2 separate regions of the Mus musculus genome follow, and region 2 is linked to region 1. Evidence: chromatin loops called from intact Hi-C (ENCODE). Cell type or tissue: gastrocnemius. All regions are shown on one strand. Links, peaks and the distances in the headings refer to the core of each region. The heading gives the core; the rest is flanking DNA. Region 1 overlaps Ush1c (USH1 protein network component harmonin). Region 2 overlaps Abcc8 (ATP-binding cassette, sub-family C (CFTR/MRP), member 8).

Region 1 (15,403 bases), core at 8,134-10,633:
CCTTTGCCCTCCTTATCCTATCCTGGCAACCTTAGGAGACACAGCATAGTCTCTGATAGCAGCTGGGCCACTCTATGCCTTGAGGTGCCCCTTTGAGGGAAGAGGGCAAAACCCTGCTCCATACCTTTGTTTCCCACCTCTCTGCCAGGGACACCTTGAAGCCCAGCTTGGGTCCTGCTACCTCCTCTTGAGCTCTGAGCCAGCCCTGGGTGCCCGTCCTCTGCAGATCATGTCTAGATCGAAGCCCTGGGGCCACAACCTTCCAGTTTTTCATTTAACAGCCTCAATTCTGCTGTCCACACAATTCACCCCCAGAAGCTGAAGAAGGAGTCAGTCTTGTTTATTAGTGAGTTCACCGTCAGGTTTTCATCAGGGATTATAGCAGGAAGTGGGGCAATAGAGAGATGCAGGACCTGGGCACCCTGAGGTCTCAAGAAAGGAACACTCGAGAGCAGGGAGGGCCAACTTGGCAGAGCTGGAAGAAATGGGAGATGGAACCCTACTCCAGAACAGCAGTTGATCCTTGCTCCACCTCTTGCTGGCCTTCAGAGGAGGGGCCAGGTCACAGGGCTTTGTGGGTCAGCTTCCAGGGAGACTTTCTACATCTGGTGTCTCTCAGGTTGAGCTCAGGGGCTGGGTGCGGAGCTCGCCGGCCTCCAGGATGGGTCTGTCTGGTTTCTCTCTCTGGACTTTAAAAGAAGGTTCTGTGGAGAAGAGGAAACAGATGGAGTGGACAGGACTTGCAGATGACCCTCTATCCATGGCCGGCCCCACTGAAGCAGCACACAGGCCTTCCAGCCTTCAGGGACCCCCCCTCTCAGTTCGGCCCCGAGTAGAAACACACCAGCCACAGCACACAGAAGCTGGGGGAGGGGTCAAAAGGGTGTCAGGATTGGGGGGGGGGGTGGGAGCAGCAGGAAGGACAGGAGTCACTTGTCAAGAAGAGCAAGCAGTGGCAAAGCAGACATTGAGGACATGGTAGCCAGGTCCACTGTCATGGTGCATAAAGCATGAACAATATTTTGGGGAAATTGTGACAGAAGCAGCCATGCTTGGAGCTGCCCTAGTTGTGGGCTTTGGGCCACAATCAACTCCAGAGTCACAGCCATTAAACCCAGAACACAGATAGGGAAGCAATCCATAGCTTGGCTCCCTGGTGCACCAGAGGGAGCCCAGCTCAAGGTGGGATGGAAACCAAGGACAGTGTGGGCTGAGCAGGTCACATCAATGGAACCCACCAACCCTGGTTCTTTGGACCAGCTTAAGGAACTTGAATGGCATGGCTCTGCCTAAGCAGGGCTTGGGGCTTCTCAGGGGTCCTCGTGGGCCCCTGTGAGGAGATTCAGCAGGAGGTTTAGTGTTCTCCAGCCTAGTCCAGCAGCAGGGAGACACCACTGTGCTCAGTGCTACCCTGCTCCAACTAGGTTCTGAGTGTGACCCAGAGCGGGTCCCAAGGCCTGTGGGCATCAGGACTCTAAGCCAGTGCCCCAAGCTGGTCTTTGTGTACCCCCCACCTCCGTAAGCTCTAGTGTCTCAGCCATTGAGAGCAGCCCCAAGAGAACACCCCCACAGGCTGCCTCTGTGTCTTTCTAGATACCAGTCCAAAGAACCTCCAGGATCACGGGCAGCACATGGCACGCAGCATGGGCAGACGGGGCCCTGCGGCTGCCTGCCTAGTCACCGTGGGCTCCAGCTGCAGGAAAAACCCGTGTCTACACACGGGCTCATAGGCTTCAAGCTGCTTTCGGGCCAGCTGGGGGCTTTCGGCTGCAGAGGAGGGAAGAGAAGAGCTACACATGCAGAGTGGAGCAGGAGACAAGAGGGCTCAGTTACTACTGGGGGAGGTTCTGCAGGCACTCTTCCTGCACCGTGCCTGCCTCTTCACTACTGCCCCAGCCCTGGTTCCACTAGAGACACTGGAGAATCTTCAAGTCAAGTGGAATGGACCAGTCTAGGCGGGGGAGGATGGGCCGATGACTGTGAGCCAGGACTACTAAGACCCATGACTCTGGTTCAGGGTATCCCTAGCCCGGGGTGTTCTAGGCCCCATGACTGCCAGCAGATGCGTGCCCAGGACATCCCTTTCCCTGAATGAGGCTGGAGAAAGGTGGCTAGGATCCTGGGAGGGCATGGGGTGCAAGGGCAGGGTGCCTTCTCACACTTACAGCTCGTCATCATACTCCTTAGGGGGACAGACAGCAACCACAAGGTCTATCCAGTCCTGTAGGGAGAAACCGTGTGACCACACAGGGCACACGGAGAAATGCATGGTGAACCTGCCTGGTGTTCTGACCCACTCCTGGGCTTTATAGCCCAGGGCCAGCCAGGGCACAGTGAGGGCTAGGGCTCCCTTCTGGAGGCCCACACTTTAGGAAAAGCCTCAGAAGCAGGGCTGCTAGACCCTCAGATGCTACCAAGTCCCCAATTGTGGATCTATAGACCAGGGCTGGGCAGCCACTTCGGAATCATTTACTGTACAGAACTCATAGCTGTACCCCTTATAGTTTCGGGTACATGCAGGAATGACTACCACCGACAAGCAGCACCCTTAATCCTGAGCCATAGCAAACATTGACTCTTTTGGCCTCTCTGATCTTGACAGTCCCCTAGATGGCATCACCGCCATTGCTGGCTTGCCCATCACTGTCCACCATGGCTTTGGGTGGCAAGTCTTGAAAGATCACTGGTCCCCACCCCCATGCCAGAGCTCCCAAGATTGAGCTGTACCTTCCCCACCCTGTGACCTCCCTCCCCCCCACTCCAGGGAGCACAGAACACAACCGCTCCCTCTGTCCACAGACGCTCATCATGTTACCCGTTGGTCTTCTCTTCTCCACATCCTTTCATGTGGGTCCCAGGCCCATCTGGTCAGCTTCCTCGGCACTGAACTTAATACCTCAGGCTCAGCTGCCTGCACACAGTGGCACAGGTTGTGCACTGCACACCATGAGTGGGTACCATTTACATCAAAGTCTGTAGGAGGGCACCCCCTCAGACGGTGCACTGCACATCCTCAGAGACTCCATGTGGGAGCCCTGGTCCATGTGGGTATCCGCTAAGCGTGGAGAAGACTACAGCCCCGCTTGCATCTGACCTCTGATCTGCTCACTCTCTAGCAGCCCCCAATACTCTCTTGATTCCTCTTGATTGTTCCTTAGCACACACTTAGAGAAGACCTTGGAGGGTTTTTTTTCCACATCCAGCCTTTCAGGTCCAGTCCACTGTCTGGACCTTGAGTACCAGCCCTGGACTTGGCCATTGCCATTGTAAGGCCAGGGTCTGAGGCAGGCGGTAAGGGAAGAGGGGAGGGGCTCATTCTCACCCCGCCCTGATTCCAGGCCTTCTGTAGGGCAGCCTCGGCCTCAGCCAGGGTGTAGTCCGTCACAATCTTGCCATTGATGGCCATGATCTCATCCCCTTTCACAACGCCACCTTCAGGAAGAAGTAGATAGGTGTTCACCTGGACTGCTTGTGACCTGTGCCTGACTCAGGACTGTCTGACTGTGGGAGAGTGGGAGAGTGGAAGAGGCCGCATCCTGGGCTCAGAAAGCTCTTGAGAAGCAAGAGCTCAGGTCCTCAAAGGTCCCTCCCACAGGTCCTCTCTAGGCTCTGCAGAGCCGTTAGACTAGAGCGGAGTCCTTGGCATGCCCAATCTGCACCCTGTAGCCAGACGGACCAGCATTTCTGATGCAGTTCAGAGAGCCTGAGCCGTCAAGGGCAGCTATACCTCTCCCATGCCCGCCACGCTCTCCATCAGAAACCAGTCCTTCAATTCCCTCCCAGTGCCCTGTTCCCCGTGCTCAGCATGTTTTCACAGTGTGGCTACAGCTACTCAAATGTTTGTGGATGACCCCTCCAGCCATCCTCCCAGCTCCAAGAAGGTGAGACTCTTCCTGGCTCCATGCTCACCCTGGCGCTTCTCATAGGACTTAACACAATAGGGTCTCAACGGAAGAGTATTAAAGAGAACACTGTTGGAATGTGCTGCTGGGTAAACTGTCCTGGGATCTAGTGATGCTAAGGAGTCATCAAGTATAGACTGAAAAGGACCCCTCACAGCAAGAAGACCAGGGAGTCTCAGACATGCTAATATGTACTGTGGCTCTGTAAGCTGACAGATTATGTATGGCTTCCTACACCTTTGCCCATCATGTCCCTCTTTTTTTCCCTTTTGTAAAGAATCCTGGTTTTGATGTGCACTTAATTCTGGCTTGCGGCGAAATCAATCACTTGGAAGCCTTGAAAGTGTGAAGACTATGGGAATGTGGTGTGTGTCAGCAAGGTTTGAAACTCATGTTCCTGGCAATGTCCTGGGACGTCTAAATCAGCAAGGGTCTAAACCTCATACAGCAGATTTCCCTGTGAAGAGGGACTGAGGATAAGTGACTCTCAGTAAAGTCGCAAGGGACTCAGGGAACAGCACAGGGCCTCTTTCATCTTTCCCTGACAGACAAGGGTGGGACGGGCAGCAAAGCATCCTTCAGGTTGCACAGAAATGGGGGTGGAAGAGGAGAGTGCCCCACCACAGGAAGTTATGACAGCTGCCTGGGTAAGCAGAAGCCTCTGTGAGCTGAGGTAAAGGCTCCGAGGGGGACTTAGAGGACTCTCTGAAGCCAGGGCCATGGTTGGCAGGGTGGAGAGAGTGCCCAGGGCAGCCAGGGTGCATTGCCTGCCTCAGTAACTGCTGAAGCCCAGTTGTCACTGACCAGGGGCCCTTCATTCCAGACTCCTGTCTCAGGCTCGTGTCCTCTGCCCTCCATCCTAAGCCCCTCTGGCTATGGGGCAGCCTTTTTCTAGCCTGAAGGGATGTGATCCCAGAATTTCCTCCTCTGGCCTAGGTGGCAGAGGCAGCAGTAACAGTGGAGTTCCAGACTCAGGGTTTCAAAGGCTGTCGGGTGAGTGAGCTGACAGCATGAAGCAAGAGACAGCCCGGATCCTGACCCAGTAAATGGTGAGTTCTGAGTTCCATTTATGTTTGAAGCAGGGTCTCGTGTAGCTCAGGTTGGCCTCAACTCACCGTGTTGCCTTGAACGTCTACTCCTCATGCTTCCAGTTCCCATGTGCTGGGACTACAGACACAGGTCACAGATCCTGCATCCTGCTTTATACAGTGCTCGGGCTGCAGCTCAGGGCTTCATGCCCGCTAGGCAAGCACTGTGCCAGTTAAGCCACATCCCCAGCCCCAGCATGGGGGAGGGGCAGCGTGTATGGGGGAAGGGATGGCCCTGTGGGAGGGGCCAGGCTGAGGAAGCACCTAGAGGTGCTACCTATACTGGGCACTAAACCAAATGACCGATTTGCCTGGATTCAAGACCTGCCTGGCATCTGGTACTGGCTGGGGATCCTTTTTCTAAGCTGTAGAATGAGAACCACTATGGTATATACCATTCTGATTACTAGGGATTCTAGAATACTGTGATATCCTTAGTCCCAGGGTTGTGGCCAGGCCCACAGACTAACGCCTGATCTGTGACTCATCCCACAGACCACCCGCTCTGTAAGGATGCTTCTTGCCTGCTCTCTGCATGTTTCCTCTCCCGGAAAGTCCTCCTTCCCTTCCCAGGATGCACCAGTCATCTTTGTAGGCTTCACTGTATCCCATACCCTGCCCTCTTCCTGGGTTCTCATGGCTTCCGTTCCACCAGCATTCCCCATCAATCCTTGGCTGAGAGTCCTATGATAAGGCTCTAGGCCCATTTTTGCCACTAGCCTGGGAGTCCCTAGAGGGCAGGGTGGCATCTGGGTATGCCACCTCAGGTCCTGGCACCATGGCACAGCCTCAGATAATGGCTGAAACTAGCTTGATGGTTTGCTGGATGGACCTGATATCCTTGAACAACTATGAGACCATCTGAAGCCAAGTGGATGGATGTCTGCTCTCCTGGGACATCTGGTATAGCCACCACACCATTCCCCAAACAGGCAAAGCCCGTCCATACTCACCATGCCTCTCCGCAGCTCCCCCTTCATAAACAGCAGAGACGACCACCTTCCCCACGGGGGAGTCCACGCCTCCCTCCAGGGCCAAGTCTAAAGACCCCTCCTGGGTGGAGGAAAGCAGGTCTCAGGCAGCCACACAGATAGCGGCCTGCAGAGCACCAGGAAGTCTGACAGAGCTGTAGTGTGGAGAAGGCACGAGACCATGCAGTACAGAGGCCATGAGAGAGTCATAGGAGAAAGAAGATCTGGGTTGAGTACCCCCTACAAGGAGCAGCATCCCCAGGGGAGCCAGGAGAGGAGCAGGAACCTGCTAGGTCTCCTAGGAGTAGACTAATCAGGGAACCAAGACGACAGAGCAGAGAGAATTGGTGACCAGCCTCTGCCCCGTGTCCAGGTACCTTCTTGATTCGCAGAAGCCGGACGTCCTTCCCTGCGATCTGCTCTGGCGAGAACTAGAAACAGAAAACCAAAAAGGGAACAACTGTGAGCTGAAGGGTAAGAGCATGTGTGGCCTCGATGATGGACCCATTACACACAGGCAACACACACACACACACACACACACACACACACACACACACACACAGAGAGAGAGAGAGAGAGAGAGAACACCATGGTTCTCATTGCCCCCCCCCCCTCTGAGCTGGAGAGTTCCCTCTTACCATGGAGTAGGGATCAAAGCCTTCTTCGTATTTTCGAAAATCCTGGAAGCAAAGAAAGGGCCTTAGGACGGTGAGACGCGGGTGATGGAGGAACACTGCATATAAGCTCACGCAGGCAGGGCAGAGGGCAAGAGAGCCGGAATCCAGGAGCCAGAGGTGAGCAAGGGATACAGAGTAGCTGTGGTTGGGATGGGGGCAGAGGGAGGAGCTTGGCAGTCATAGCGACGGAGTAAAGGGGCGGGGCAAGCAAGAAGCCGCAGGAAGTACTTAGAGGAGCCTGTCCCTGTCCCTGCTTTGTTCAGCCGGTGGTGGCCACTGTGGCTCCAGGGATACCACTGGGGTCTGGATGCCTAGGTGGCTGGCCCATGTCTCACAAGAAGTCTCGTTCTGCTGGCCCAAGCTGGCCTTCTACATCGCCATTGGAGGCTGTGACCAGGCCAAAAGAGTGAATCCATGGCTCTCCACTTAGTACTCTGACCTCATGGAGGGGAGCAGGCCTGTCTAAGGGGTTTCTTGGCCTGGAGAACACAGCCACAAAGTGACTGAGGAAGGCACGTGTCAGTCTGTACCAAGGGAAGAAGTGGGTGGGGGGTAAGATTAGGAGTAGGAGTCTGACTGACCTAGGAGTTACAAAGCCTCCCTCTCCAAGGGAGATGGAAAGGACATACAGCTCTGGGGCCCATGCTCGGAGGGGGGGGGGTTGCTGGGGTGAAGTGGGCCAGGACTTGGAAACATCATGGTAAGAAGAAGCGGGGCAAATCCAGGGCAATTGGTCCAGGGGTCACATACACAGTGAGCCAAACTAGGGCACCCACAGGCCTCAGAAGCCAGGGTGCTAATCCTGAATTAAACCACAGTCAGTCCCCACTGGAAAAATGGCCACACAGTTTCCTAGGCTGCACCAAGTCTCCTCTGAGGTCTGCAGGCAGCATTGTGAGTGGGCCAGAGATCCTGCCCCTGCCCAGACTGCAGCTATGAGACACTGGGCGCAAGAATGAGGGCAGCAGTTGGGCCCCTGAATTTCTGCTTGCACCCTTTCTCCCTAGGCTTTTATCTTCCAGGCTGAACCCCCATGAGGCTTTGGATCTGTCTGGCGGCCATACTGTGCTTGTCAATCAGCACACAGAACGAGGGGCACAGCACATCTAAGCACCAGAGAGGTTACTAGGCAGAATCTGGGACCTATGTCCTTGTCACTAAGAGAGGCCTATCTATCCCTGGTGTTCTTTTTGGAATACTGGGTCCTGCTGGCCACACTCCCCTTTGTCAGGCCCTGAATACTATTCTCAGGGATGGCTGGGTGGCAAAGTCTGAGACTTGTGAGAAATCTGAGACGTCTGAAACATTACGGCTGGTTTGCCTTAGGAGAGCCACACCCTCTGTTCCGCAAATGGGGAAACTAAAGCCAGAGAGGTGACATTGATGCCTAAGGTCATGAGTCAGAGGAGGAGCCAAGGGTTTAACTGGATCCTTGAAGCCTTATAATCCCGGAGCTCTTGTCCTTTTGCTTTTGAGAGGTGTTGGTGTCTTCAGCTTTGGTCCTTCAGGGTCTATTGGGCAAGGCCTGTGCTTTGAGAGGCAGGTGATGTAATGCTCTCGAGCAGATAGCAGAACCAGTGTCCTGGATCTAAATCCAGGGTCTGACACACAGCAGAGGTGCTCCATGGCTCCTGTGACTGCCTCACTTCTGTGGCACGGGGAAGACGATAGAGCTCCCCACCGTGTTGCGGTGAACTTAAGACCCTTGATGAATTTAGAAATGGGGCTTGCCCGGCACACCTTCTAAGGTCTTCTGTCCATCTCGGGTCCTGGGCTGTCAGCGGCCTCTTTTACAGACACTCCACCTATGCCTCCTACCCACACTATTTCCTGCCTACCCAGGCTTGTGAGTGGGGGCATTGGAGAGCCTGCTGTCCAGGTTGCCTTTGATTCGGGGGGCCTCTTTCAATGGGGATGAAGCTGTCAGTCCAATAGTTAGCTCTGGATGGAAGCTAACTCTACCCTGCCTAACCTAATTCAGATGCCAGCAGGGACTCCCAGATCCCAGTGAAGCCCAGAAAGGTGGAGAAGCTAAGCTGCCACCCTCCTGAGGCTAAGAAAGGCTGTGGTCTGCTTGGAGCAAGTACAGCCTAAGAAGCAAGGCAGTATCCAGCCCCTCTCCCCCTTCTCTCCAAGGATGGAGTTAGGGCTAATAATCTTAGCCTAGCTAATAATCTTAGCCCTCTGATCTTCTTCCTCCTTGGACCACCAGAGGGTAGGGGTGGGGAATCCTACTGATGCTTTCTCCATCCGTGTTTAAGCTCTGAAAATCCCTGGGTCTCCTTTTGCTGGGGGTGAGGGGGACACAGAGCTGGCCTGAGGCTTCCCTGAAGATGGTACTTGGGCTACCTTGAAACTGCCAAGACCTAGAGTGGAGGAGGAGGAGTCAGACACAGAGTGAGACGGGTGGGGCAGAATCAGCTATACACGACTACCAGACACACGGGTCTCATTTTACTTGTCTGAATGCTGTCTGATATACCACCATCCTCTTCAGCATCTCCTGCGGCTGCCAGAAATAAAAAGACAGTTCCCCACCGGATGTTAAAAATAGGTATCGTCTGCCCCCTGGCGCCAGGTTCTGGGGCTGCCAGCCTGAGACTACTGTGTCCCTCCCCAGATAGGCTGATGTTCGGGGACCACTCCAGGCCTCCCACCTTGCAGTTGCTATGAAGCTGCACTGACACCATGTACCATGAACCAGAGAGCACAAGCACCATGAACTCAGCAGGCTGGCCCAGGGCATGACCTTTGCCCTTTGGGGGAGCCGACGGGACAGCAGCTAACGCTCAAAATAAGTACCGGAGTGCCCTGCCCTGACATTTGGGTAGGGTTTCCTGGAAGGGAATATAAGTTCTGCCATGACTGTGCTTCCACGGTGTGAGGCCAGTCAGAGATCGGAACCCTGTGGGGTGCCTGTGAGCCCCAGCTTCCTTCACTGTGGGGACTGGAGTGAGCAGAACTTTCCATTCCCCAGCAGCTGGTTCTAGTGATAGCTGAGAAGTGAAATGGGGTGTGTGCATGGACATAAAGCCTAAAGGCAACCACAGGCATCATCCTTCAGGTGCCACCGGCTCTCTCAGTGACCTGGAACTCACAGAGTAGGCTAGGCTGGCCAGCGAGTGAGCCCCAAGGACCTGCCTGTTTCCTCTGAACAAGGATTACATCATCAAGCCCAACTTTCTTTTTTCTTTTTTTTAAAATGTGAATCCCGGGACTGAACTCAAGTGCCCATGCTCACACAGTGACCACTGCACCAGCTCAGCCACCTCCCCAGGCTCAACACTGCCATCTTTAGACGGAGCTTCAGGCTGTGTGTGGTCAACGAAAGAACTAGAATTGTACGGGTCCATACCCACTGCAAATCATGTGGATTCATCCCTTGACCAATAAGAAGGTGACAAGATGACTCAGGATTTGACTGTGTCACATCTCACTTCCCTTCCAGAGGTGTCAGAAACCAGGTGACATGATCTTGGACTGCTACTCTAGAAGCACCCCGGAGGGACCCAAGGGGCTTACCAGAACCTCGGACTTCACAGCAGGCCTGTAGACGAAGTTGTGTTCCTGGTGGACCATGACGGGTTTGGAGATGGTGGACACGCCAGGGCCTCGTGGAGGCTGTGGGCTTGGGCAGAATGTCTACGGGGGTTAGTTTAGGAGATACCCATGTGGCGTCATAGGGGATGTGGCCAGGGATAGCCATTGTATGTTTACAAACATGCAAGTCACTCCCATGCACATGAGCCAGCCTGATACATCTGCCCAGACAGAGGAGGCCTGGGGTAGGTGCATCACCTAAAGAGAACTCTACAGCCTCAGTGTGGCTGAGTGGCTCTAGGGAATCAACCAGTTGAGTCAGAGGACACACTTTCAAGGCTCCCCCACATTGACCACCCAATATCCCCTTCCTTAAAGGGCCATTTCCCCTGGATATATTCAAGGCCCTGTAGTGTGACACAAGGCAACTCTGGTTCCCAGTGTCTGGGCACAGTATCCAGAATCCCTGGGGTGAGGACACATCAGAGACCAGACTATTCAGGGACTGAGAGCACTTGTCTTCTTCACTCTAACGCTTGATTACCTGCCAAAACATCTCTCATCAGGGCACAGCCCTGTCCCCAAACCCTTTGACTGGTCCCTAGAGACTGTCAACACTACCGTCCTGCCTCCCAACACCCTTCATGAGATTCTCTATCTTCCCACTGTCTCTGTCCCAGACCCCTCAGACTGCCCAACATCAGCCTCTAAGACATCAGGTTCTACTGCCCTGAAGCCATTGCTCCTCCACTTAGCCAGTCCAGTCCTGACGTTTCTCCTCCCCAGGACCTCAGACTTTACAGCTGGTCTGTAGACCAAGGTGAGTTCCTGGTGGACCATGACAGGTTTGGACAAGCCAAGGCCTTGTAGAGGCTGTGGGCTTGGACAAAATGTCTACAGGAGTTATTTTAAGACTGGTGAATCAGGCTGGCTCACACTTATCCCAGATATCTGTGGGTCCCCCACCATCAGACTAGACACTCCCACTAGACTGTCTTGGATAAAGACTATGGCTGTCTGTCTAATGTTAGGTCCCAGTGCCTAGCAGAGTGTCTGGCATATGGTAAGTATTGACTGAATAAACAAATAACTCAACAGTATACTTGGCATGGCATGCAGTGCCTGGCAGATATGGTTCTGGAACCTTCCTTGGGCAGGTGCTGGGTGGTAGGCTCACAGTACCCGACTCTATTACCTGAGGCTAGCTATGCAGACATGTTACCTACACTTCCTGCTGTACACATTGAGAACTTACAAGGGGCACACAGGCAGAGGACTAGGCAGGATGGATGGGATGGAGGCCAGCATAATGAGATAGCTTTGAGTCAAGGGCAGTCTGGGTGTTTTGAGATATTCATGGTGGTCCAGTCCTTTAAGGGACTTTATGTGGGGACTTTAATGTTTCTTTACTCCGAACAGGAGCGAACTGTGGCATTCTTCATTCCTTGCAGAGTTAGAGAGAGTGGAGCCTGTCTCGAGTCTTGACTCAGTATTTGCTAAGATGATCCTTCCCTCCCCCCATTCAAAGTTTTGCTCTAATTTACTTTATTCTAATTTACTTGGTCTAGGGACCAGATTATTATCTAATGAGAACTACGCATGCACCTGCAACTCTTTTAAGTCTTAACTCAGAATGCATTCGCTCAGGGTGGAGCTGTAGCTCAGTTGGTTGAGTGCCTTCCTAGCACCCACAAGAGCCTAGGGTCAATATTCAGTGCCACATAACACAGGCAGGTGGCATATGCCTGTAAGTCCAGCACTTGGGAGGTGGAAGCAGGCATAGCAGAGGCTTAAGGCCATCTTTGGCTACATAATGAGTTCAAGGCCAGCCTAGGCAACATGAGACCCTATTTATTTTTATGATTATTTGTGGGGGTTTTGTTTTGTTTTGTTTTGGTGTCTTACTCTGTAGCCCAGACTGTTCTGAAATTATTGTGTAGATCAGGTTGTATTCACATTCTGTGATCCTCCTGCCCCAGCCTTTGGAGTGCTGAGATTACAGATTATATGCTGCCCACCTCCCCCTTCATGCATTAACTTGTACCATTGCGTTCCTATGCAGTGAGACCAGGGTGTCCAGGCTCACAGAGATGGAGTAACAGGTACCCCAAGTCATTTAGCCAGGGAACAGCAGAATACGATCCATAAGCCAAGGTCTGACTTGTTACTGTCTCCCCTGCCATCACTAGGTTTCTTGCTGCTCTGGTGCCCTTCCTCTGCCCCTCATGCACTGTACCCCTCAAGGCTCAGCTCTAAGCCCCAGCAAGGCAGAGGTATCCTCAGCTGGAGCATGTAGGCTGCGCTATCGTAGAGAAGACCCACATATCTATAGATGCTCTCCCTTCAAAAGTTAAATCCCTGGAAAGTTCAGGTGTGCCAGCTGCATGGAACCTTCTTCAGCTCTGCTCCATCTACCAAGAGCTGCAAGGCCTGAGCCTGGCCTCTGGTCTCTGAATCAGATTTGTTAGGGAAAAGCTACTGCCCATCTTCTGGGGTCACTTACAGAGAAGGATGGGTCCCTCTGTGCCAGGCTAACACAGTCTCTTAAACCTGATGTCTGGTTGAGCTCTGGGGAAATGTTCCCAGAGTGAGGAGACATCTCTCTCCCTATCTGAGGTCTAGGAATCAAGGCCCCACACCAGAGGTCCGTAGTATTCCAGTCCACCTGTGATCCTCCAGCCGTGACTGTCAGCCAGTCAGCAGCAGGCACCTGGTATCTCCTTGACGCCCTTGAGTGATCTAATCTACTAAATACACGCTCCCTTTGGGATACTGAGTGGGAGGCCGATGAAAGCCACTGGGGAGGTGCTGCCAACACTGTGCAGCCCCTCTCCCTGCAGTCCTCACCCCTGCAGCCCCTCACCCCCAGTGGACTGGAGCCTCCTCAGTTGAGTCGGACCTGACCACTGTCTACTAGGCTCAAAAGTCTTACATGGTGCCCAGGGACCGACTCTTCCAAAGCAGTCTTTGAATAAAGATCAATTGATGGGAAATAGATCTTTCTGAAAATACCGCCGCTCAATCTGTCAACCTCCAAGAAAAACATTTCTTGTCTTTTAATAGTTGAGAACTTCTAAGAAGTCTCTCATCTTCAGGGTTTCTTTCTTGGGTCCCGGCCAGACGTGTCTGACGATTACACACCAAGCCGGTGCTGCCAGCTAATGTTGTGGGAAAGGCACTGGAGTGTCCTAAGACTACCCTTTATTTTCAGAGCTAGGTACACCCCAGCTTTCCCCCAGGCACCCCTTCTCCAGTTGAACCAGGGGCTCACTTCCTACACATGAGGAATTCTCGGTCCCTATGAAGACACAGCTGGCTATTCCACACAACCAGAGAGCACTACCCAGCAGGCCATAAGCATTCACTAGCTCAGGGGCTAACATCATCAGAGGCTGCTGACACGGACCTGACAGACTCACTGTTGCTTGTTTCATGGCCACAGCAATTCACCATGTAAACACAGGACTTCAAAATCAGTAGAAGGCACACGCATGCAGGACAGCACATGACACCTGGGAAACGGGGCAAGATGCTGTCTCCTCCCATCTCCGCTCACGGGGGCAGCGGAGGGCACGGGAAACAGCATCCACCCACACCCCACTTCCTTTGCAAGCACAACATGCAGAATAAGATGGTACCTTTGGGGCAGGTGGGAAGCTCCGCTCAGTGGTGGGGGAGCTGGAGGGCTTCCCACTGTGGGTGTTTGCCTCCCAGTCATCTGCTGGATGGCCTGGGTCCCCAGTGCGGAAGGGGTGGTTGCCCAGGGCCTCTTCCAGTGCTGAGGGCAATGGGCGGGTAGGAGTGAGGTCTTGGGTGGGAATGGATGGAGGCGGAGGAATGGGGATTGGGGGAGGAGTGCGTTGCACCCATGGTGAGGATGAGCTGCTCACGTGACCTGATGAGGGAAGCACAGGGGGCGCGGGGACCTTGGAAGGTGGGTTGACAGATGGAGGGTGGGGCATCACGGGCAGTGCTGAGGGAGTCTTGGGGGGGTAGTAGAACATGTCCAAGGGGATGTCATCCAGGTCAGTGGTGTGGAGGTGGATCCCACCAGCGAATCGTCTCAAGGGTGGGGCCAGAGGAGACACAGAAGGTGGGGGAGGTGGGGGCCCTGTGGTCATCTGGGGGTGAAGAAGTTCTGTCATTATTAACTCCACAGGAAAGCAACAGAAATATTCTGCTCTTTTTCTCTTGCTGCTGGATCCCCATCACTCAAACCAGAACCATGGGCACTGCCACCCAGCTACCCAGCTTAGCCAGTAGGTCTGGGAGGGAGTAGTCTAAACACAAGAGAGGTTTGAGCTATGCCATCTGGGCATGGTCAGACCATTTACCCTCTGAAATAGGACACGTTTGAGATGTAAGGGGGACCCTTGGTAACTACAGCAGGGCACAACAAGCCCAGTGGGGACTGTCTCAGGACAGAAGGGACTTGTAGTCACCCAGTAGATAAATTCATCCATACAGACTCATCTCCCTTCCTCATGACAGGAGGTGACAGCAGCTGTCAGGGCTGGGCTGTAGACAGTGAAATGTCCACCAGTGTGGCTGGTGATGATCACCAATGGCCACCCTGCCTCCCACTGTCCCCAGAGAGTATTGTTCTGAAGGTGACTGTCAGGAGGGTCCACGTGAAGAGGAATTTCTGTTACCTCAGGAATCTCATTCTCTGCAGAGGAAATCTGCTCGAGGCGCGTCTGACAGAGCCTCTCCACCCAATACTGAGTCTTTTCCGATTCCTCAAGGTCTTCCCGCTCAGTCTCAGACACCTGGGACCCAGGACCCATGTCAAAAGGAGGCAACAAAGGGGGGGGGGCACACCGAGTCACATGGGTAGCCACACACAGAGGCACCGCTTTAGCCCCTCCCCCACCAAATACTGGTTGGCGCGACAACACACAGAAAAAGAACCAGGCTTCTTCCACCTGGACCTTGGATCGGAAGGTAGAAGGTAGAGGCTTGAGTGTCGGCATGACCAGAAAACCTGCAGGGCTCACACATTGCCTGGCAATGCTGGCCCCCAGGATTTGCATCACCCTGAATTTCTTGGGGTTCTTCCCTAGCCTCTTCAGCCCCACCCCCACCCTCCGTGGGTTTAACTTTGCTCTTATTTCCCCACAAGGCTGTCCTGTCCTTAGAAATGCAAGTTCAGCTTTATTCTTCATTCTGAATTTAATCTATTCGCGATGCCAGACCCAATAGGCATTGCATTTCCCAGGGCT
Region 2 (15,403 bases), core at 5,451-7,950, 88 kb before region 1:
CACCTCTCTCCTGCTTCATCTAGGACTTTCTTGGTTTACAGAGCTTTGTCCCTCTTCACCAGGGTACATCTGATCCCTAACAGCTCTTCTGGTTTTCTTACTCCCGGGTGTCAGCTTAGCTTTCTTTCTACAGCAGTGTGTCCCCCTCAGAACATCAGTGGCATCTGGCATTACTTCCTCAGTAGGGACCAGTTATGGTCAATGTTATCTCCTGCCACTCATTATGCAGTAGGCTCCCCAGCCCTTCCAGGCCATGGCATCATCCCCTGCCCCCAAACACTTGCATTCTTTCCATCACCTGGCAGCTTTCTCCCTTGATCTTTATAAATCTTCTCCCTTCTCAGCCTCCAGGCCTGACCTTAACTGCACCTGCTCAGAAATGCCTTCCCTGACTCCCCCTTTCCCTCCAGTGGCCACCCCTTAAGTCTATAATGCTCTCTCTCTGCAGCTTGTTAGCTGCTGAGAATCTGCTCAAACGTTCACTTCTCTAGCCATTTATGATCCGCCTCACTACAGACTGGGGCATGTGTGAGCGTAGGAAGTGCATCTGCCTGGCTCCCTGAGCCTGACACCATCATGGAAATCTTAATGGAAGAAACACAGTGACCCTCCTAGCTTGGCCATCTCCAGGACTTAGCAGGACAAGGATCTCTGGGCTTTCTGTCCCACCCCCAGGCCCTTGTCACATTTCTCTTGCACCACTATCCACAGACTTGCCTCCTCTGAGGTCTGGGTTCCTCTGTCACCTCCTTCAGACCCTGTTGGCATCAGCCAGGCCCTGAGGTGTCAGGGAAGTACTTGCTTAATGGCGAACAAAGGGACCAATGAAAAGCCATCTTGACACTAAATGGGGGGGGGGCACCAAATCCAGGGACTCAGAGGGACCCACGCCATGCTAGGCGTGTGCTTCTTACCTCTGAGGTTTGTTTTGCTCCAATCATCTCTGGGCAGAGGACACGCATCCGAGGATGCTAAAAAGCATCTCCAAGGTGTGGTGGGGGAGTGTGCGCTGCACAGACAAGTGGTGGATGCGTGGGGGTGGGGGTGGGGGTGGTGGGTCTGAGGTGAGTGTGAATCTCGGCATGAGAAGGGCTCGAGGACATGCATGCTGACGTATGTGTGTGTGTGAACGCATGCGTGCCCGAAAGAAGGTGAGGGGGAGTGTTTGGGAGTCTGAGGGCCTGTGTGCACGCCATAAAAGTAGACTCAGTTGACACATGTGCCTGGGGACTGGGGAAGAGTGGCATAGCCGTGCAAACCTAGACTTGGCATCCACGGACCATGAGTATGCCAGGATCAAGATGGTTTCTTCAAGGGCAAAATGGCGACACTGGTGTCAGCATGACCTGAGGGCCTGTGAGCCATACCAAGCCCGGTGCAGGGCACTCTGGGAACGGCTGTTCCTGTCCACCCTCATGCCTTCAACACACTTCCACTGTAGCACTGTCCACAGCCCTGCCTCCTCTGAGGGCTGGGTGGGGTGAGGGTGCGGGTGGGGAGGTGCAGGTAGCCAGGCTGAGCTTCATAGCTACTTTCCCCAGACTTGGCTCTGAGAAGTGCGTGCTAACTGGATGATGAACGCCTTGACCTCACTGCCCAGTGCAGAGCAGCCGGGCTTAAGCTCACACCTATGTCACGTGGCTGTTACAAGGGTAACTACTAATAACTCATATGTGACATTTAGCCCTTGGCACTCCACCAGTGTGAAATCGATGAGGCTAGTTAACTTCCACCAGGGTAGACCCCGGGGCTCAAGCCAGCAAATTAGGCACGTATAGCAGTGAGTAAAAAGTCTTTTCAAATTTATGAATCCTTCAGCGTGATGCGGGTGGAGAGGTGGGGAACACGGCATCAGGTTCTTGGCTGACCACAGGCTTGATCGGAGACCTGGCCTTGCTCTGAGGCTAAGAGACCGAGCTGGAATCTGCTCAGAAGCCTAGCCACTTACGAAAATCAGTCTGCAGTGCCAGGCCCCACCCAAGGGCTCTGGACACCAGTTTTAAAACTTAGAGCAGAGGCTAGGCCCAAAGCTAAAGCAACCTCGGGCACCTGGGAGTGGATTCTGGAGCCTTGTGTTGGGTTTCAGGGCTTCTGCAAGGAGAGGTTCATGCTTGTGAGGGGTAGGGGAGTATCCAGGGAATATAGCCTGGGCTAGGACACAGCTCTGTTCTGCTTTCCTCAGATGACATCTGAGAGGTGAATTCCCACAGGCCCACTTGCCCCAGGAGCGAGTATGGTCTGTGACGAAGCCCGAGGCACCTCTCCTAAGGCTGATCTGGGAATTAGTGGTAGGGGAAAAGATGAAGGTCTTGGGCCCTAAGCTGAGCCCTAAGCCCTTGGGTTGCTCCTGACACAGGGCTTGGTGTCACATGGTGATTGTCATGCAGCTGTGCCGTTCTAAAAATAACCTGTTGTCACTCTCTGGGTTAGCTTTGACATAAGAAGCCAGTGTCGTGGGTCAGGGGGTCTCTGGTCCGGCTAGGAGGGGCCTGAGGCTCCAGGAGATCTAACCACTTCTTGGTTGTGAGAACAGGGGTCTTCTCTACTCCCCATTACCTGCAGATGCTCCCAGCCCAATACCTCCACTCAAGGAGGTGACATACATGGTGCCAGGGGCACTGAACGTCCAGAAACTCCTCAGGGTGAGAGAACTCTTGCTTTGAGCCATAGTTTCTGTAACTCTTCCTCTAAGAAGCCTTCCCCGACTTCTTCCCTTCTATGTTCCCAAAGCCTTATCCCCAGGTCTAGTAAAGCCAACAGTCATATGGCCTTGGGGACATAATGCCTCTGGGGACATGTGACACATCTCCAGTGCCTGGCACTGGTTCAGAACAGGAGGAGCTCAGTGGAGTTATCAGATGGGTGAGTGGGCTCAAATCTTTGCTTCGTGGGGGCATTTCCCAGAGAGATTTTGTGACTGCTCAGTGCCTCAGTTTCCCTATCTGTGCAGTGGGAACAATTCATGCTCAGCACCTAGAGTCACAGTGTAGAGTGAGCACCCTATTTGGTGTTTGGTAACATTGACCTTGGAAGGCCTCAGGTATTAGGGCCTTTCCAGTGTGGACAGATTTGTCCCAGGCTGGTTTCTTGTCATGTCCCACCTTACTTCTGAGGCCCTCAGCTTGTCTGTAAGGCTAGGATTTCACACCTGGAGTCCACATGGCCTGTCCCTGCTAGAGGACATTGCGCAGGCCTAAGGTGTGATTAAGACGGGTAATGCTTTGGGTCCTTTGAAGTCATCATACCTGTGAGTCTGAGGCTCACCACCCTCCATTCCACTCCCACCTTGGGGGACTCTTGGGCTTGTACCTGAAGGCACGGATGGTGGTGAGTCCTTCCACGGTTTCAGCAAAGTGTGAGAGCAGAGGGAGCTGCGTTGTGTCATCCAGCTGCTGCAGGTCCCTGTAGGAACAGAGTGGTTAGGACGGCAGCTTGTGCTCAGCCTCAGCTGGGATGCACCAGGCTGGGCAACTTCATCTCTGTCAGTCTCCATTTCTCTCTTGCTGAGATGGCAACACTGGGATGCTTCTGTTGCTGGGATGCTACTGGGCGTGCCAAAGAGAATGCTTATGTGGAATGCTTCAACAGAGCCGGCTAACCATCCTGGGCAATGTCCACCTCACAGCTGGCACTGAGATAGGGGGGTGGTGTGTGTGTGTGTACGCGAGCGTGTGTGTATGTATGTATGTATATATGTCCACTTCACAGGTTATATAGGACAGTGGTCAAAGGAACAGAGAGGCCAGATTCTCAGTTCCTTGTTGCCTAAGAGCCACAGCGGGCCTCAGGGCATCCTAGGCCAGGAGCCTGGGTGGGGAGAGGAGGTTACTGGTTTCCATGGCAACAAGGGGCCTCTTACTCCCCACAGCCACATATCATATGCCAGGTAGGCCAGCTGGAAAACACAGAGCAGTGTTCCTAGACACTGTTGCAAGAGCCAGATATCAGAGGAATGGGGCGAACATGCCCTCCTTGGCAGAGAGGTGAAGTTTGCAGGACAGCTTGTACCATGGTGTGTATACCACGGTATGTTTGAAAAGACACTGCCATTTTGCTAATGCCAATGCAAAGTGCTCCCCGCCCCACAGGGTGCCTGGAGATTCTGAGCCATTCAAACAAAAAGCCACTTATATCAACGTTGAGTCTTATGGGCAGGCGATTAGGATATAAAGTGCATTTAAACATAATGATCATTGTTGCCAGGCAGTATTTTGTTTCTTTATCAACTGTACGCACTCGGGAAAGGTACTTAGCTTTTATGACCATGACCTGAAGTATAAAAGCAGTACATTTTGTATCACAAATAAGGAGCCGTGCTTACATGGCCAAAGCATAGGTTTCATGTTGTGAAATGTTGTGATAATTTATGTTATAGATCCAAATAGAATGCATATACACAGACACATATATGTGTGTGAAACGTGTGTTCATGATAGGCAAGTGCTCTACCCAAGCTATAACTCACTCCTAGGCTTGGTTCTACCTCACTGTTTTCAAAATGCTAATTATGAATCAGTATCTGATTTAATGATGGTTGTAATTGGCGGTTTGAGTAACTGTGGCCTAGAGGGTCATTTAAGTTTTCATTCTAATTTTTTGAATCAGTGAGTTTAACAGAATCACTCTTAGGAAGAACTCTCTAGAGAATATATTAGAATACTTTGAGTAGGAAACGTGTGTGCATGTGTGTATGTGTGTGAGTGTGTGTGTGTGTGTGTGTGTGTGTGATTGTGTGGTGAGTCTCAATGGGTAAATATGATCCATGAGAGCGTCTGCAGGAGCCTCAGTGCAGTCGAGGTTCCCAGTCATGCTCTGCACCCCTGTGGACTTGGAAGCGAGCTAATTCATCTCCTGGTCCCTCCCCCGACCCCCATTAGAGACCAGTGCTGATTCCTGAGTCAGTTTGGCTCCTGGGATCACACAGTCCTAAGGGGAAGCATCCTGCTCCTGTCCCATCTCCCCAGGGAGCAACTGAGGTATGAACTGTAGAGCGTGCGCCTACAGATGAGACGTTACGTTAGGATGGGCATCTCCCCCATTTCTATCGGTTATTTCTATTTTCAATTTTTGAGAAGCATGGCTATCACTTTTATGAGTCTGGCAAGTGTACCAAACTGCCATCGCAAAGGACATCCTATCCCTGCTCCTACAACCCCCGCCCGCCAGACAGGAAATGCTGCTGTTACCTGGACGCCACTCGGAAGTATTTCTGGATGAAGTAGCACACCACAGCTAGGGGTAAGAGGGCCACGAGGAACACAGGTGTGACGTAGGAGATGACAGTCAAGGCGGAGACACAGAGTAGAGTGGATCGGCTCAGACACTCCAGCGTGGATGGGATGTGCTGGGGACAAAGGGGAGACAGTGGGGATGTTGCTATGTTAGACTCTTTGGAGTATCATTTGCTGTCATGTTTGTCTCTTACTTTATTCCAGGCTGATGTGTATCTGTCTGGCTGCCCTGCAAACTCTCTGGGGGCAGGAGTCCAGACTCTGTTTTCTCACCATCTAGTAAGATGTCAGTAAAGGAGATAGGCTGAACCCATGTGAATATTCAGAATATTCTGGAACCTTTCTAAATGAGCCAGTGGAATCTTCAAACAGCCTTCAGTCTTAGGAAAGCTCTCAGGGGAAGCTGTAGACCCCAAGGCAGTGTCGGTCAGAGCAGAACACTTGGGCTTCCCACTCAGGGACACTGGGCTCCCCACACAGGGATACTGGGCTCCCCACTCACTCAGGGACATTGGGCTCCCCACACAGGGACACTGGGCTCCCCACTCACTCAGGGACATTGGGCTCCCCACACAGGGACACTGGGTTCCCCACACAGGGACACTGGGCTCTCTACTCAGGGACACTGGGCTCCCAACTCAGGGACACTGGGCTCTCTACTCAGGGACACTGGGCTCCCAACTCAGGGACACTGGGCCCCCCACAAAGGGCCTTGCACATCTATGTGGAGGCCAGTGTCTAAGAGGAAAAGCTCCCAGGGCTCTCGGGCCAGCACAGCAGTCAGTACCTGGTCAATGGTGTTACAGTCAGATGAAAATCTGTTCAGGATACTCCCCAGGGGCGTGGTCTCAAAGAACCTAAGAGGCAAGCAGAACCAGAATTAGTTATTGACTGATCTACTCTTTGTTTATGAAACGAGGGCAGCTATTTGCTTGATTTAAATATTTCTAGAACCATCTGTGGATCTCACTTCCTAGAGGCAGTTGCTTTTGTGGGTCTGCAAATATCTGGCCTGTGTCCTTGAGAATTCCTGCAGCTACTCAAAAGGGTGTTGGCCTCCGTTTAGCCTTCCTGACTCTCAGGCTCACCGTGACCACTGAGAACCTCCTTGGCTTGACTTCCCTTGGGACACAGAGCCCTCTCCCAGGAGAGCCGTTCCCTGGGGACAGTCTGTCAACTGGATGACAGTGAGAAGCTATGTCAGCTGTCAGCACTCTGGCTGCGACCTGGAGTTGGCCCAACCCTGCCAGAGAACTTCTGAACTTCTGACTAGGGGCAAACAGAGGGTAAGTTAACGAGGCGCCATGTCCCCCAGCCACAGAGTCAGCAAAGCTGGAGAGTCAAAGAGTAGCCAAGCAGAGCGCTAGCTATGAGGTAGAGTTACAGAGGTCTGGAAGCCACGAGGCCGGGGAACCAGCATGCTCATGTGGTTGCATATCAGTTTGACCAGCCAGTCGGGCATGATGTTAAAGCGTCTCGACACCTGACACTTTCAGGGCTCTGTTCCATCTCATTAGGGTGATTCAAACAGTTAATCCTACTCCCCCCACCCCCCAGTGTCAGAAAATGCAGTCTGCAGAGGGAGTTGGGGAGAGGAGGCAGTGGAACTTGTGGGCAGAGAGATTATATCACCCAGGGAAGGAAATTAGCTTTATCAGAAGCCCATAGATGCTCAGGTTGAGGGCTGATGGGACTGTCCAATGAACCAGCCATATAAGATGCTCACAGGGGTCTGCTGAGCAAATGCCAGTTCTCCCTGCTTCTTGCATAAGGACACTTACACACACAAATACACACATACACACACATGAGTCACCCCCACAAGCCTGGGACAGAGGTCATCGGTGCTCATTTCATAGATGGGGGATTTAAGATGCAGAGCATAGTGACCTGCCCCGCTGTGGTCAGGTTTGGGGTACCTCATGGGGGCCAGGATGATGCGATTGAGCAGGCTGCGGTGCAGCCTCTTGGCCACCTTCAGTCCTGTCCACTCCACAGTGACAGAGGTGACAAGGCACAGTGCAATTCCCAGGCTGCAGAGCACGGTGAATACCATGGCATAGACAGACTGGTCCAGGGCGCATTCCTAAGTGGGAAGAGAGCGAGTCAGTGTGTCCTGCGGCTGTGTGCCGATTCAGCCTTCCCGCCGCCTCTCCACCAGCCCTGTTATGGACTGCAGTTGTACCTGGCTGAGGGAGCAGTTCCTGGCAGCAGGGCTCAGGACCAGGGCACTGTCCGTCCACTTGGCCAGCCAGTAATCAATGGCCACCAAGACCATGTGCTTGAGTAGCTGGGAGAAGACAAGCAGGGACAAGAGCAGGACGCCGGCAGAGGACAAATACTTAGTGCAGGCCCGCCATGGGATCTTGGCTCGCTGATGCAGCACCGAAGATAAGTTGTCATCTTCCTCGCTCTCGGCCGCCTCCTCTGCAGGTCGCAAGAAACCACCCTGAAGCTTCACAGATCACAACCCTCTGAAGGTCAACCAGGGGACATCTCATTCCCACTTACAGATGGGAAAACATAGAGAGAAAGAAGACGCTTAATCAAACCACACTACTCGACCATGTCCAGAACCCCCGGGGCTTCAGTTTCTCTCTGTGTGATGGCTAATACTGTCAACTAGAATCACCCATAAGGCAAACCTCTGGGCAAACAGAGAGGGGGGTTATCTACAATAGGCTACTTAAGGTGGGCAGACCTGCCCACTGTGGGCGGCGCCATACCTTAAGCTGGGGTCCTAAACTGAAAAAAAAAAAAAAAAAAGGAAAAAGTGGGCTGAACATTCATGGCCCTCTGCTTCTTGAGGACACAATGTGACCGTCTCCGGTCACCATGCCTTCCATGCCACCATCAGACCATATCCCTGCAAACCCACACAGACCTTTCCTAAGCTAGCTTCTTGTCAGTAGTTTGACCTAGCAAAAGGAAAGCAACTAGCATATCGTTGGTGTTAACTGCGCCCCCAGGCTGGTGGCCATACCTTCCTCCTCGTCCTCATCCAGCAGAAGGCCATCTCTTGAGGACATGGCACGGGGCAGGCCCTGAGACGGTTCTGGGGCTTTCCTCTCCATGACTGTCTCCTGAAAGACATAAGGAGCCTGGCCAATGTCTTCTTCCCACAGTGTGCTTGTGGGAAAGTGGAGGTTAGGAGCGACTACCTAGTGATGACTGGCTTACAGGCTGTTTCTACCTTAGGGCAGGCACACATAGACACATGCTCATCTTACCAGAATTAACTTCTCTTTGTCGACTAACAGCACCCCAGTATCTCAGAGGAGTATACTCTTGTTGTGTGCAGGAAGAAGCCTAGCCTTGAACTTCTCACCCTCCTGCCTCAGCCTCCCAGTGCTGGGATTACACGTGTGCACCACCACACCCATCTCTCTCCTCTTCTTGGTCTCTGAGATCTGAGCAACTCAGGTGGCATCATGGCCATAGACTGGCTAATCCTCACATCCCGCCATCCTAGCTGCAACGATCCAGTCAGGGTGATGAGCACGTGACCAGACTGAACTGTGAGAAGCTCTCTGTGGCTGCAGAAAAGAATCCCAGGGCTGCTGAGACAGCACTGCTGCCTGGGAATGGGGCTGATCTGAGAGCAGTGAAGCAAAGCGACAGAGAGGAACAGAATCCTGGTGGTGATCTGGTGACAAACGAAGCCACCGCTCTCTTGGGACATTTTGGTTTCGTGAACTGACAATTCCTTACCTGGGTCCTTTCCTTTGTTTAGCTAGCTTGAGCTGATTCGGGAGCCTTTCAACTACATGGCATGTGTGTGCACCCGATTCTGTCCTGGGTCCCTGCACAGGGGCCAGCTTTTCCCTTTGCCTCTGTATAACGCTACCCTGTCAATTGGAGACTTCCTGGGGGGCGGGGGATGAGAGCAGGCAAGGCAGGCACATCTAGAAGCAGAATCTGAACTTGAACTAGAATCCAGGGGCGGCTGTGTGACCCCTATGTTCTCACCTTCTCCAGCTCTTGGTCTTGCCTGTTCATGAGGGTCTTCCAATGCTCAAAGAGCTGGCACTCAGACCTCTGGAAGTCCTTGAGCGTCCCCTCCCTCTGAATGGTGCCATCCTTCATAGCAATGATCTGCCAGGGCAGCCAGGAGACAGGTTTGGCTCCCTTAGAGGAGTCTGAGACAGGGGTGTAGCATCTTTCACGCTCTATCAATAGCTACCTTAATCCACTGCCTGTGTGGTCTGGCAACCCACTCTTGTCAAAAACCATCCTCAGTGGGTGTCTTTGCAGAACTAATGAGTATCCCTTGGCCAGCAAAGCAGGTTACCCACAGGACCCCATCAACATCAGTTTCCATATGCTAAGTAGGCCAATTGTATGTTATCCTGAGCTGTACCTGATGGTAGAGTCTATCAGTTGGTGGTAACACGCTTGTTAGTCCAAGCAGGTATGGCTGCACCCAACGACACCACCATACATAGCTGCCGTGCATCCTGGGATCCTGTGCACAGATACCGCAAGGAACCAGGCACCTCCATGTCTGCCTTACTGGACTCAGGGTCGTTCTGAACTACAACCACCTGGCTTTCTGAAGTCACTTTACCTGTTTTAATAGCGTTCAGAATTTTGTTTCTTCTGGTGTTTATCATAGTGGAGGAGGTTCACATTTCCCATGGAAGATTTATTTTGAGAGAAATTAATTAACAGGCCTATTTGGCTCAGCCTTAAAGATCTGAGAGGGTCTCAGATTGTGGCGGCTGTCCAGGGACATTTTGGATTAGGAGTAGGCAGGTGTAGATTTCCAAAGGCTCATTGTCTTTGTCTTAGCATTAATCGATCCCCAATGAGACGGAGAGAAGTATGTCCCTATCTATTGAAGAACAGGGTTAGTTCTTCTGTTAGTCAGCATGGGGTTCACAGCACCATGTTCTGTGGGAGTGCTGTGGTCTACAGGACTACTGCCTCTTTTCCAGCATCCTCCACACAACAGAGGCTCCAACCCACTCATCCCCAAAGGCCAAAGACCCAGGCTTGGCTCTCCCATCTAAACAGATCATACATAGCCAGGGGAAGCAGGCAGGACAAGGCCTTCTAGACGGTAAGAACTGAGTGTCTACTTTTCCTCAGACTGTCCGGTGCTCCTCTAATATACACCAGAAAGGAACCAAGGCAGGCTGGGAGTGTCTCAGGCCTGAGCCACACCAAGACTGGACTACAAGTGTTTATTGGGCTGCACAAAACCACTTAGGACTGGCATCTTGTGCTGTGGCTATCAGCCATTGCTTCTGGGTCACATGGCTGATTCTTTTGAAGAGCACATGCGTGTGCGCGCGCAAACACACACACACACACACACACACACACACACACACACACACACACACACACACAGAGCTCCATAGTCTGTCCTCTGTGGCTCCTCACCCAGTCTGCATGAGGCAGGTACTGTAGCTTGTGGGTCACCAAGACCACTGTCCTCTTGTCATCCCGGAGCAGCTCAAGGATGCCAGCCTGCATCAGGTGGTCGCTCAGATGGACATCCAGAGCTGAGAAAGGGTCATCCTGAGAAAGATGAGGCAGAGGCAGGCTTGTAGGGAATGGCCGAGGTAAGCTGAACTCTCTGGAGTTCTAACGAAGCTGATCTAGGTATTGACGAAGGTTGGCTACAAGGCCTTGGACCACCCACCTAACCTCTCTGGGGCTCAAATGTCTCAGTTATTTAAACAGACCTTATCAATTTGCTCCCTGTCTCCTGAACCATAGATGGCTACCCATCTCCTATGAAGCTCCTTAGTACAGTCTCCCAGTCCCTCTCTAGTCTGCCCACACTTCCTTCCTAGCCCCACTTCTTACCTGACCTTCCCAAGCTCCTTCCATTCCAGGTTGCCAATGAGCCCACCCTTCTAGCCTTTGCCAGAGCTGTCCCTTCCGTGTGGTGTGCTGCTCTGCCTTCTGCGCAGTGATTGCTTCCCACCCACCACTCACCCTAATCCGAGTCCTTCTGTGTCTTTCCCTGACCAGCTCCTAACTTTTCCATCCTCTCTGTCCCAGGGACAACCCTGGGCAAAGCCAGATCATATCATCTGGATACTCCTGCCTGCAAGGCCCCCAAGATCTCACACCCTGAGCCTACGCCTGTTACCAATTAACTTAATGAACGGAGGAAAACAGCCACTGGACTTTTATCCAACAGAGTTGTTTATATATCAGGTGGGACCTTGGGTGGGCTAGAACTTCATAACTGCTGATCGTGGGCCAGGTCTAAGAATGTATGGGAGAAACATCACTAGCAAGGATTGTTGTGTGTGCTGAAGGGTTGGAGGGAGAAGATAAAGCTAGGGTCAGGGAGCTGATGTTCATTGTGCCGAGCCTTTGTCCATCACTGTCCTTTTGTTTGATTGACTCTTCAAGGCTCTCTTCCAGGAAGCCCTCCCTGAATTCTCCCACCATTAAAGTTGTCTCATGGTCTGGGCCACACAGCTTAGTTTTGAACTAGCTATATTTCCTGCATGTGTGTGAGTCTGTCCCCCTAATAAAACTTCAAAGCTTCGAGGTCAAGGGATGGGTCTTAAGATTCCTTCAGTACAAACCAAGGCACCTAGCCCAGAGCTTGACATGAGGTAGGCAAGTTTTATCTCATGCTCGATGGCTAGAGTGCTGTGTTAAAGGGTTCTGAGGACCCCTTGAGTTCTCTGGAATGATAGCTTGGCAATTAATTAGCAGTGTCTAGCCTGAGCACAGGCTGGGAAGTGGGGCCACACACTCCGTGTGTTTGCATTCTGATAGCTGGGCTGCGTAGGTGTCGACAGCTGGGGCTGCTCTTTTCTCCTTTAGAGAGGTAGTTTCTAGCCACAGCTCGCCTGCCCTTGTGTGTGCAATAACCCTTTCAAGGTTATTGCAAGGCTCACTGGGAATCCCAGAGTGGGTTATCAGCACTGTTCTAGCCTGCCTCAGTTTCTCTCTAAGTAAGATAAAGGCAGTATCTCTAGCATTTGATCCTGGTTAGGGAGGCTGTTGAATGATGATGATGATGGTGGTGATGATGGTGGTGATGGTGGTGGTGATGGTGATGTTAGGGAACCATGATGATGTTACAGAATCAAGCAGGTAGGCAGTCAGAAGTGAGGGCCCCAGGGAAACTTCATCTGGGATACTCACCAAGAAGACAACATTGGTGTGCTGGTAGAGGGCTCGGGCTACACTGATTCGCTGACGCTGACCACCAGACAAGTTGATGCCCTGTCATCAAAAGAGAGGAAAAGATCATGCCCTCAGCCCTTCAGGTTCTCACTATGCACTTGGGGCTCAATGAAGAGATGTAGTTATCCCCCAGCTTGGAGTGGCTGACCTCTCCCATCAGCCAGAATTCTGTGTAAATGCTCCTCCAAACTGAACTGTTCTCTCCTGGATGAAGGAAGGAGACTTATAAGACTCAGGGAGCTAAGGAACCACATGGTATTCATGAACTAAGGCAAACTCACAAGGTTCAAAAAGCTCCTGAAACTTACAAGATTCATAGGGCCTTCCCCATGGTTTTATCAGCAGAAGCAATTGCTAAACTGCAGTGAGTTGCACAGGTTGCTGCAGTGGACTTTGGGATATATAGCTGCCTTTGAGTCACTCATACTCCTGTAATTAACCCCAACAGACTCATGGGTTCACGAAGACAGACTTTGGGGGAACTGCCTTTTAGTCTGACATTGCTGCCCTATCTGGGATGAACAGAGATTTCTCTATGCTTTCCCAGGAGAAGTCACACAACACAGGACAATGGTCCTCACAATTTCATACTACTTGAAGCTCTTCAGCCCTTTCCTTTGTTCTGTTCCATCATTCATGCTTCCCGAGAAGGACCTCAGGACACAGTGGGAACATGGGGGCAGGGGACAGGAGAGGCTGCCACTAACCCGTTCCCCAATCTGAGTCTGGTCTCCATGGGGTAAGATGTCTATGTCTGGCTGCAGGGAGCAGGCTTCGATGACCATCTTGTACCTGGAGAGTAAAGACAGGGGGGTGGGTCAGCTGATAGGCCTGGTCAGAGTGGGGCCTCAGTCCTCGAATGGTCATTAGCCTGCGGGTTGCTGGGCCCCAGTGAGTGATGGCTTTAATGCACTTCCTGCCTTGTGTAAGCAAACACCATGAGAATGGAAAAGAGCTAAGGTCAGCGCTTACACAGCCTGGGGCAAGTTAAATATTTGAAGGATGAAATTGTATGGAGGCAAATAAGCTGAGTGAGGGATGGGAGGGGGCTTATGGTCCCTGAGTGGTGGGAAATGCAGTCAGAGCCCATGCTGGGGCACCATCTGGGCAAACCACTGCTGAGTGTTTGGAGGTGGTAATGATGATGGCTGATCAAATATTTGCCTAGCTTGCTTTTCTTATCGTCATCTGGCCAGCTTTTAGCCTGAACAGGTGCCAGGCAGCGTCCATGGAGAGTTCGGAGTTTCTTGGTGACACATGTCCTTAGGCAGCTTCAGATTTGACAGCCATTTCCGCAATTTACTGACTGGCCTTGGGTAAGTTGCTTAAGCTTCAGAACCTTGTTTTCCTCAACCATAAAATGGGCACAAGAGTGTTACTGTGTCAGGTAAGAGCGCATGTATGAAGAGCCTGGTACCGTACCCTTCTTGGGCAACTGCTAAGTGATCAGTGGCTATGACAGTTATTAGGGAATGTTGTGGTGTGTGTGTGTGTGCCTGTGTGCATGTGTGTGTGTGGGGTGAGGACTAGAGATCACAGTGGATAACTCAGTTCCACTTCAGTCCTAGCTAGACAAGGCAGCAACACCCTCTCCCTCCTCTCATTCATGGGAAGAGGCTGCTGGAACCCAGGGGCATCTGAATCCTTCCAGATGGCCTAGAAGATGCTAGCTGGACTGCAGGATGCCCAGGTGCCAAGGAGCACACCCAGCCCTCCCCAGTCCCTCTCCTGGAGGCTGTTACCTTTGCTTATTGAAGGGACTCTCGAAGGTGATGTTCTCCTCCACCGTGGCATTTAGCAGCCATGGTTTCTGAGATGCGTAGGCTACGGGGCCTCTGCTCCTGGAACAGACTGAGTGTGAGAGTCTTCCCAGGGCGCATGCTCAGAGCAACTGTCAGTACGATCAATGGCTTAGGTTGGGGCAAGAGGGTGGACGTAACTGAGGCAGCCAGGGCACGTGACAGGAATCCATGGTGGGTATTGGGTAACACAAGTCAAGCTCTTCCTGACGGACTCAGACCTCCGAAAGGATTTCTCGTTCCCTCCACTACCACATTGTGTCTCTGTAACCCCAGGGACACAGCCTGCAACCACACACAGGGGTCTGGGTACAGACAGACTTAGGAACCTCACTGTTTAACCACACGGGTATATGAGGAGACTCAGGACTTGACTCATTTAAAAAGGAGAATCGATACAGGCCTTTGGAGGGAAGTCTCCCAGGTCAGAGAAGGAGACTCTATAGAGCCACTGTTGGCATAGTGCTGAGGCTTCAAGGCCCAAAGGAACATCTTGGAAAGTCCAAGCCTCAGGTGGCTAGGTTCAAGACTTTCATCACCTCCCAATCCCCAGCCCCTCACTGCTAACTTGAGCCTTCTCCAGCTCCACCGCAACCCTGAGGCAGGGAGGAGGACCCCCAACTGTCGCCAAACTAAGCAATTCCTTAGCCTGGCCTCCTTACACCCTCAGCAGCTGCTGGACTCTACACAGAAGGACATGTTTTACAGACACAGAGCCAAGAAAGTGACATTCAGTGTGCTGTAGTTTCCAAAGCCCCTCCTTCCCATCCCCCTGCCCCCGAAGCTGCTGAGAGTGAACAAGCATGGTGTTAAGAGATGGGGCAGCTCCCAGGCCAGAGAGGACCTGCAGCCGCTCCCAGGGCACAATGGCTCTACACACCCAGCACAAGTACCTGGCATCCGAGTCGGCTGCTGTCTCCCGCTCTGGGTTGCTGTAGTGGAGGAAAGACACAGGTCAGACACCCCTGATGGGCTGAGCTTTCCCTGGAGATTTCTAGCTCCTTCAAACCAGCTACCCACTGCTTACGTAAGCCCTAGTGTCCTGTCTATAGCCACACATGAGATTCTAGATGGGGTTAGCCCAAAGAGCCTCACTGCCAGGCCATGTGGGTGTGGGAAGAGACCCAGCACCTGGTTCATTTAAGAGGGGGAACAGGAGGAAAAGGCCTCATGGGGGGAAACGTCCAGGGTCAGAGAGGTAGGAGGTCT

The links. A loop is a pair of places that touch in the nucleus more often than their neighbours do. Peaks named below come from ENCODE experiments on the same cell type or tissue, not always from the same donor. Only the 100,000 strongest peaks of a DNase experiment are listed, where the experiment ranks them.
Region 2: it touches region 1 in a loop (2.3-fold over the local background); 4 of 42 quality-filtered maps call a loop at or near these places.

Annotation. Positions count from the first base shown.
Region 1 is chr7:46,195,031-46,210,433 of GRCm38, forward strand. It overlaps Ush1c (USH1 protein network component harmonin), which reads right to left. Exons shown (of 27, transcript NM_001163733.1): 17 at 14,834-14,950; 18 at 13,820-14,302; 19 at 10,164-10,283; 20 at 9,100-9,150; 21 at 6,603-6,644; 22 at 6,339-6,392; 23 at 5,944-6,043; 24 at 3,323-3,432; 25 at 2,166-2,221; 26 at 1,674-1,790; 27 at 321-704. The coding sequence ends at 692. Among named protein-coding and RNA genes, the nearest start is that of Abcc8, 23 kb to the left of the region's middle. In gastrocnemius, for the core only: CTCF peaks have their summits at 9,224 and 9,939; a DNase peak (open chromatin) is centred at 9,217; H3K4me3 peaks cover 1,209 bases; H3K27ac peaks cover 2,500 bases.
Region 2 is chr7:46,109,756-46,125,158 of GRCm38, forward strand. Abcc8 (ATP-binding cassette, sub-family C (CFTR/MRP), member 8) reads right to left here. Exons shown (of 39, transcript NM_011510.3): 18 at 15,088-15,126; 19 at 14,138-14,236; 20 at 13,103-13,187; 21 at 12,354-12,434; 22 at 10,620-10,757; 23 at 9,201-9,326; 24 at 8,215-8,314; 25 at 7,417-7,658; 26 at 7,151-7,317; 27 at 6,019-6,088; 28 at 5,187-5,344; 29 at 3,310-3,402. Among named protein-coding and RNA genes, the nearest start is that of Gm51481, 13 kb to the left of the region's middle. In gastrocnemius, for the core only: no CTCF peak of the experiment used is centred there; DNase peaks (open chromatin) are centred at 6,438 and 6,662; H3K27ac peaks cover 2,189 bases.